Regions from separate parts of the Mus musculus genome. Here region 2 is linked to region 1. Evidence: chromatin contacts called from ENCODE Hi-C data. All regions are on one chromosome and are shown on one strand. The core of a region is the stretch at or near the end of the contact, and the rest is flanking DNA. Distances in the headings are between cores, read along the strand shown.

Region 1 (4,031 bases), core at 967-3,466:
TGTCTACACTGTCTCCTCTATGAGCCCCTGGCCATGGTCATCAGACAGCTTTCTACACACAGATGTGACAAGGACAGGGAGCTTTCCTTGCTCTTATTCTTTATAAATGGGGCACTCCCTAACCATGCCAAGGCACCAAGCCTCGGCAGGCACTCAGGTGGCTCCCACAACCCTCTCCAGCTTTTCTTAAAGCTCCTTTCACATTCTTCAAAAATAATAAATTCTGTCTTCCACTGCACACCCAGTTGAGCACTTCTGGTCTAACAGAATTACCTTAGGTCATAAAGTCATAATGCTACACATGGGAGATTTAAAAGTAAATAAATAAAAGTTTACAGTGCTGATAGAATGAATGGATGAATGAATGAATTCTGCTAAGACAGCATATCCAAATTCATAGATTTATGACCTTAGGACCCCTTAAGTAGAAGTTGCCTACTACACAAGAGGCTAAGAGCTGGCTTTAAAGGGAGCACAGTGCATTTGCCTGTGTCAATACTAGACCTGCAGAAAGACTGCTTGAGCTCAGGCACTTTGAGGAACCTGATCAATACAGCAAAATACCATCTCCATTTAAAAAAAAAAACTATTTCTAGAATCGGTGTGATTCTTATCCAAACATATTTTCTACTGTGGTTATGTATCTATAAGCCAAGGTACAGTTACCAGATTTTACCAGATTAAATAAGTAATTGCCCTGTCCATGCTTACCATACCCAGAGCTGTAAGCTGACAGTTGTTTCAAGCACACATGCATGTGTTAGTCAGCCTCAGGACCAACACCTACCAAACATACAAGCCTCACACACCCAGAAAGCCCCGGGACTCATCCCTTTTAATACAAAGCTGGTTTTTACCTATTAAGCAAGCATACTCTGTAAGTTTTTTCTTACAATTTTATCAGTAGTGTTTCCAGAGATAAAAGAAAACGGTTCACAAGAAAGAAAAATTGACCCTGTGACATCTTGCATTATCCTCTAGGCACTCTTTCACGTGTGATGATGGGTCGGTCGGTCTGTCTCTAGCAATCTACATCAGACCTCATTCTCAGTAAGTTGTGCCGTATCACTTCAAGTACACTCTCATCAGTCTGCTAGGAAAATTATGAGGGCTAATAACTTTTAAATCTCGACAATTATTTACAGAAACATACTGACAATTTTTTTCCCACTAGGAACTTGGTTAAAGTTCCATTAGATGCTGCTATTATTTCCATTTAAAGATTTTCGTAACACTGGAAGTCAAATAGCTCTACTAGACTAGACCACTTTTACAGCAGTAGATAGTACAAGGAAGCTAACTCCAGCCTCGGAGCCTGAGCTCTCACTGGACTTGATCACCTTTTTGGTAAGCTTGAAAACTCACATACACATACACATACACATACACATGCCTGCTGCAGGTCAGTCTTAATGCTAACCTGAGCGGAAGAAAGACTGCAACTTAAGCAGACTCCCAAGTAGTTTGCCCTGCGGCCAGCCCATTACCTTTCCTCCTTATTTCCAACTATTCCCGCTCTCCAAAAGAAAGGAAGAAATCAAGGAGAGAAAGTAAGCATTGCAGCAGTTGGCCTACGGTGATTCTCTCCAACCCTTCGCGTCTCCAAAGTTCCCCAAATTCGAGGGGGCAGAAAGAGAGGGTCCTCCGTCAAGGGGAGGGGGAGGAGGGCAGCGATCAGATCCGCCCGCCCGTTTTCGAGCTCGCACACCAAAAATGGAAACTCCGTTTGTCTTTTTTTTTTTTTTTCCCAAAGAAAAACCATGGTTCCTATACCTCAGTGGACGTCGAGTGGAGTCTCTGGCCCGACCCCCACACGCCGGCCTAACACCCGCCGAGCCTCCGAATCGGACCGCGGCCGCTTGAGGCGTTTCGGAAGCCCCTCGGCCGGCTCTCACGCTCGGGGTGGGGGGACAGCTAGGACCCCGGCCGCCCTACCCGCCGCCACAGTCCGTCCCTCCGCCTGGGCCTCGCGTGTCCGCGCCCCAGAAGAGCCGTGCAGGACAGACAGACGCCGCTCACCTGAGAGCCCGGACGGACCCGGAACGCGGAGACGCGGCGGAGAGCGAGCGACCGTCAAGCCCCGCAGGAGCACGCCGTGAACCGCCGGCCGCAGGCTTTCCGCTCGCTCCCAGAGCGTGTTTTCAAATCGCCTCGTCCTCACGCGGACGCGTCTCCTTCCGCCGCCCGGAAGTGGGGGCCCTCCCTCGCCGCGCTCACGTGACCGCAGGTCGCAATCGCGCGCAGCCGGAGGGCGGGTCCAGATTTGCACGCCACGCCCCCTCTAAGAGGGGCTGCGCCGGAAGCTGGAGGAAAGAGAGGAGGGTCTAGGGTCCAGCAAGCCGAGTCAGGTCTTCCAGCATCCTTGGCTTGGAGGATGTTGGCTGGTTACAGCTTGAAAGGCGGTCTTCTCCCCCCAAGGACTTCAGTTCTTCAAACCTGGAGCTAGAGAAAAGTATAAACTGAGCTTAATTGAGGAAGGAAAAAGTTTCGGACAGCAAAGATAGCATTTCTGGGAAGGGTAACCTGGACTAAAGGCAAATAGACAAATGCTAAGAGGTTACAAACTATACCTTGTGGCAGAGTCCCGGAAACCTAGGACAGGGTTTTCCCCAATTCAACATTTTCAGCATATAATTAACTTCTACTAATCAAAGTAAGTGGATTTAGAGAAATTTGAGACATTAAAATGCCTACAAAGAAGATGTGAAGAAAGAAATCTTGAAAACAAAACCATCTAAAGATTGACTTAGCCACATATAAGGAAAAGCATACAGATAGAGTGTCAGCCTAGAGTCAAATTTGTCTTTGCAGCTTCCTACATATAAGAACTAGAAAAGCCTAATACCTTATATTGAGGTTCAATATACGAAGTAGGGATAAAACGATAATAACTAAATTCAGGAGACCCAAGCATCAGAATTAAGGTCACACCTCCTCTGTGTTAATGAATAAAGAATAAAGCCAAAAAGCCACCACACAGACAACCTCCCCTCCCCCACCGCACCTGCCTTGGGAGTTGATGACATTATATGTAAAACTATAAAATAAAAAAAAAATTATAAAGGCTTATGCCACCTAGATATGCCCCCTAAACTCCAAAATGCTACCAGCTTATTCAGAACTTCTCCCTTCAGCTTTGCAATGTATATCTATCTCAGTATCAACAAGGACTAAAAGATAACTCTGCACATCCATTCTGAAATATTTTCCTACAACCTCTTCACCTTAAATAGCATCCCATCCTGCCAGTTACTCAAGCCAAACCTTAAAAGCTGGCATCTTTCTGAGACCATGTGGCTTCTAACCCAGGAGAAAAACCAGCTGGCTCTGACTTCCACTATTAATCACCATCTCCCTGGCTACCTTCAAGGTCCACATCACCCCGATCAGAGGAAAGAGCCGGGAACACATTTCTCTCCATCTTAGACCCCATACAGTCTAACATTTGCAGAGCAGTTCTCGGAATATTTTTTTATATATGGCAAAGCATGTCACTATAAAACTCTTCGGTGGTTCCCCATGTCACTTACCCCCCCAAATCTAGAGTCCTTCTGATGGCCTCAAATCCTACCATATTGGAACAGTCCTTTGCAGTCCTCTGAGCACTGTTTTGCTATGTTCCCTTTTCTCTCTGTTCCTGTGACCTTCACTTCTTTGCTCTCCTTAAATACAAGAGACGTGTACCCCTTTATCTTTCTAGTTAGACCTTTTCTTTATATTCCTATCTGCCTGAAGTACACAACCCAGTAAATCCACTGGACAAATTTCCCTCACTTGAATTTGCTCAAACATCTTCTACCTTCAAGGTATGCCTATCCTGGTGGCCTGAATTAAAAATCATAACATATTGTCCTACATATAGACATTTCCTTCCTCTGCTCAACATTTTTCTTTCTTAGGGTGTACCACCTTCTAATGTACTGTATAATTTACATACCGCTTACTACCTGTCCCCCTCACTCACCACTAAAATATATGTTTCATGTTGCACCTCTGTTTGGTTCAGTCTATATCCTAAATACCTAAAATAG
Region 2 (4,155 bases), core at 1,540-4,039, 1.2 Mb after region 1:
TGAACTGCTGGTATATCCATGAGGTATTTGCAAGTGGGTCAAGCTGCCACTGCCTGCTAATCTGTGAACTGAACCGCCATTTTCCAGACAACACAGATGGAAATTGTTCCAAAGAACCTTTCTAAACAGGTCCACACACACACGCTGCCCCTTATCCTTCCTTTTACATTACCCCTGGTGGGTGGTAGGTTATAAGGAAGGTTTAAAGCATTTAAGACCTACCATTAAAAATAGGATTTGAGCCGGGCAGTGGTGGTGCAGGCCTTTAATCCCAGCACTCGGGAGGCAGAGGCAGGTAGATTTCTGAGTTCGAGGCCAGCCTGGTCTACAGAGTGAGTTCCAGGACAGCCAGGGCTATACAGAAAAACCCTGTCTCGAAAAACCAAAAAAAAAAAAAAAAAAAAAAAAAAAGGATTTGAAAAAAATTAAAGGTACAGAAACAATTCTCACACTTCATTTTCACCACACTGCAGGGTCAAGTGCAGGGTCAAGTTCATTTACAGACAATTTTCTCTGGAACAGGTTAGATACTGCACTCCAAATTTTCTCTGGAACAGGTTAGATACTGCACTCCAAGGCACCAACAAAACAAGTTTTTCCACAGTTGACTTTTGTAGTGGCTATTTCTGGTTGTCAACTTGATTATATCTGGAATGAACTACAATCCAGAATTCGAAGGCTCACCTTTGGTCCAGATCTTGAGGCTGGGAGACACATTTCTGACCTGGATCTTGGCATGGAGATCTTGAGACATAGTGGCCACGAAAAGCATAGGATCAGGCGAGGTAGTACATGCCTTTAATCCCTGGAGACTGAGGCCAGGTGATCTCTGAGTTCAAGGTCAGCCTGGGACAAGCAAGTCCCAGATCCGGGAGTGGTGGTACACCACACCTTTAATCTGGGACACACTTTCTGCTGGAGGCCTACATCGGGACACTGAAAGAAGGAAGATTCACTCTTTGCCTGCTTGCCTTGTGGAACTGAGCAACTGCTAGATCCTTGGACTTCCATTCACAACTGCTGCTGACCATTGTTGGGGAGTTGGACTGCAGACTATAAGTCACCAACAAATTCCCTTACTAGAGACTACCCATAAGTTCTGTGACTCTAGAGAACCCTGACTAATACAACCTTCTTGTCTCATGCACAGGTAAGACTAATCAAGTACAAGAACACCCAAATTCTTTCTACTGCCAGAAATTCGGTGTGGGTTAGGTTTTCCTCCAAACATATTTACATGTATTTTTTAAAAAGGGTATAGCAGCCATTCTTACATCCCTGTGCCTTTATCTGCTGTCATTGGTTAATTTGCCACAATTTCAGAAGCCACACTGCTTTTCAAGGGCAGATTAGATCGATTGCCTTTTTATCATTAAAATGCATTTAGTAAAATTGAATGATGTAGTTTATTTCTAACGTAAAAAAAATATCAACGCTCAATAAATTTTAAACATCCTGGTACTGGCCTGGCAAGATGGTTTAGTGGGTAAAGGTGCTTGTCACCCCGAGTTCAGCCCTTGAGACCCGAGCCTTCGAAGTACGACCTAGCTCCAAAAGTTGTCCTCTGAGCTTTACATGTGGGCACTCGAACACCTATGCACACATTAAAAAAAAATCATATTAAGACGGGTACTGAGATTACAGACTAATTGACTTGTTCTTAATTAACACCCTCCTCCCCCCCCCCGACCCCCCCCCCCCCATCCCCAGTGTCTCTGGTCAGTATCTTATCCTCTCCAAACACTAAAGCAGTAGTTTCCAAACCTGTGATGAGAATCCATAGGGGGAAGATGGGATGGGATGAAGGTGGCTTTATTTTTTTTTTTATTTTTTATTTTTGGTTTTTGAGACAGGGTTTCTCTGCGTAGCTCTGGCTGTCCTGGAACTCACTCTGTAGACTATGCTGGCCTTGAACTCAGAAATCTGCCTGCCTCTGCCTCCCAAGTGCTGGGATTAAAGGCATGCGCCACCACCGCCCGGCGAAGGTGACTTTTTAACCCTACAAGAGACTAAAGTTCTCCAGCTGAGTGTCATTTGCAGGTAGTGCTAAATAGAGACCCCGCTTATTTATTTTGGCCTTCCCAGACAGGAGTTTCTCTGTGTAGTATTTATTTATTTTGAGGCAGGGTTTCTATGCATAGTATGTATGTATTTATGTGCTTATTTATTTTGGTTTTTCAAGACATGGTTTCTCTGTGTAGCTCCGGCTGTACGAGAACTCGCTTTGTAGACCAGGCTAGCCTTGAACTCAGAGGAATCAGCCCGCTTCTACCTCCTGAGTGCTGGGATTAAAGGCGAGTGCTACCATCGCCGTGCTGGAATCCCCTTTAAGGAAACTACACAGAACTAGAAATCGGTCAAATTCCTTGAGTTTTACGCAGGCTATTTCATCTCTTTAAAGAGTGCTCCACCCACACCTCAGGTAAGGGCGCTTGCCCTTTGGGAGATGGACAGGACCATCAACCAATTAGCAGCTTGGATGAGATAGGACCGCCCCCCCAACACAAAACATAAACAAAACGCTTTCCGTCAGTAATAATAATGGACCTTAAAAAAAAGAAAACAAAAAACAAAAAAACCGTACACAATGCTTCGCGTTGAAGAGACCGGTCACTTTGGGACTGGAGTCTGAAACAGTCCCCGCCCATCCCAACACAGAGGCGGCAGCGCACACGCAGAACTGACTGCGCCCCCTCCTCACGCGTCACTTCCGCCTGGCGGTCTCCCACACGTCACTTCCGCCCTCTCCTCGCCGTGCCTCGGGTAAAGTTGAAGCAACTTCCTTTTCCTTTTCCCTACTTCCTCTCCGTGCCTCCGCCTCCGTGGAGCTCAGTCCCTCTCGCAGCGGATCCCAAGTGAATCCCTTGGAGTCCCTCTCGGGCCTTCGTGAAGAAGCGCTGGGAGCCGCGCGCTCCCTGCGGCGGGAGTTGCCAGAGCCCAGGTTTGCTCTGTCGTCTGCTGCTCCCGGGCCGTGAGCGGCGAGGACTCTCGGGTCCCATCTTCCCGGCCTGTAGTTAGCCACGCCGGAGCCAGCGGCCAGCGCTCTCCAGTCAAGCTGCGCTCTCTCCTCAGCTCCCGTCTCCTCTCTTTGCAGGCGAGGTCCAACCCAGATTGCTGCTTGCCATTGACGCCTCGTCCCGGAGTTTGGATCGGAAGCCGGCTGGATGTAGACCCCTGATGGCCGCGGTGCTCGCCATCTAGCATCCATTCCACCTCCTTGTGAGTTTCGGAACCAGAGTCAGGTAGGAAATACTGAAAGAGCATCCCGTCTGAACAGATAAAGAAACGGGGATTGTTGGCAGGTTCGGTCTCTAAAGGCAGCCCGGCTCCCCAAAGGAAGCGCTGGGGTGCTCACCTACGTCTGACATCTGGAGAACTAACTGCTCAGGGAGCGTTTACAAGGCTCTGCAAAGAGAACGCTTGCATTTCTGGGTGCTTAGTGTTCATCTGACATTATGCTAAGTTGTTTCTATAACTATGCCATCCATTTGTTGCAGTAAGTCTAGCAACATGTTGTTGTCCTTCGTTTAGGAAACCGAGATTCAGAGATAACTGACTTGTATAGGATTAATGACTTAGCTAATGTTTCCCACGTCTCTTGCCCCAAGTCTCCTAATACTTTAACCTTAACCTCTGTCATAAATAAACTCTCCTTCTTTTAGTTTTTTGTTTTTGGCATCTCAGGAAGTGAGAATCCTGAAATTTATTCATAGCTTCTCTATTATTTGAGTAGAATTTTATTTGTTATTAGCATCTTGTGTAGAAATTTATAATCCTGTCAATCCCATTCCTCAACAGTTCCCCTCCCCCTTCTCTCTTGATTTAGGGTTGATGGGTTTTGTCGTAGAATTATTTGATTTAGGTTAAAGAGTTGGCCTGAAAAAAATTACTAGTTTTTATATACAGGTACTTTATATTGTGGCATGTCTGCTTATCTTGATTCAGTTCATGTTTTCTATTTTTGTTTCTGTTTTTTCATTCAGAAAAATATAACTGTCATCTTATACCAAGATGTCAGGAATTGGAAATAAAAGAGCAGCTGGAGAGCCGGGCACATCTATGCCTCCAGAGAAGAAGACAGCTGTTGAAGATTCAGGGACCACCGTGGAAACAATTAAGTTAGGAGGTGTCTCTTCAACGGTACGAGAAAACGAG

Evidence for each region. Hi-C counts contacts between places; a loop is a spot of excess contacts on that map.
Region 2: a loop to region 1 is called in a map of T-helper 17 cell, with 4 times the contacts of the local background. The contact joins the promoter of Rnf20 here to the promoter of Tex10 in region 1. A Hi-C loop is called at or near these places in 2 of 37 maps with a recorded cell type or tissue (T-helper 17 cell and v-Abl transformed pro-B cells).

The regions. Positions count from the first base shown.
Region 1 is chr4:48,471,247-48,475,277 of GRCm38, forward strand. It overlaps Tex10 (testis expressed gene 10), which reads right to left and starts at 2,217. Exons shown (of 15, transcript NM_001355740.1): 1 at 2,020-2,217.
Region 2 is chr4:49,629,271-49,633,425 of GRCm38, forward strand. It overlaps Rnf20 (ring finger protein 20), which reads left to right and starts at 2,790. Exons shown (of 21, transcript NM_182999.2): 1 at 2,790-2,941; 2 at 3,095-3,242; 3 at 3,984-4,140. The coding sequence starts at 4,012. Gm45952 (predicted gene, 45952) reads right to left here and starts at 2,682. Exons shown (of 2, transcript NR_168526.1): 1 at 2,585-2,682; 2 at 1,388-1,593.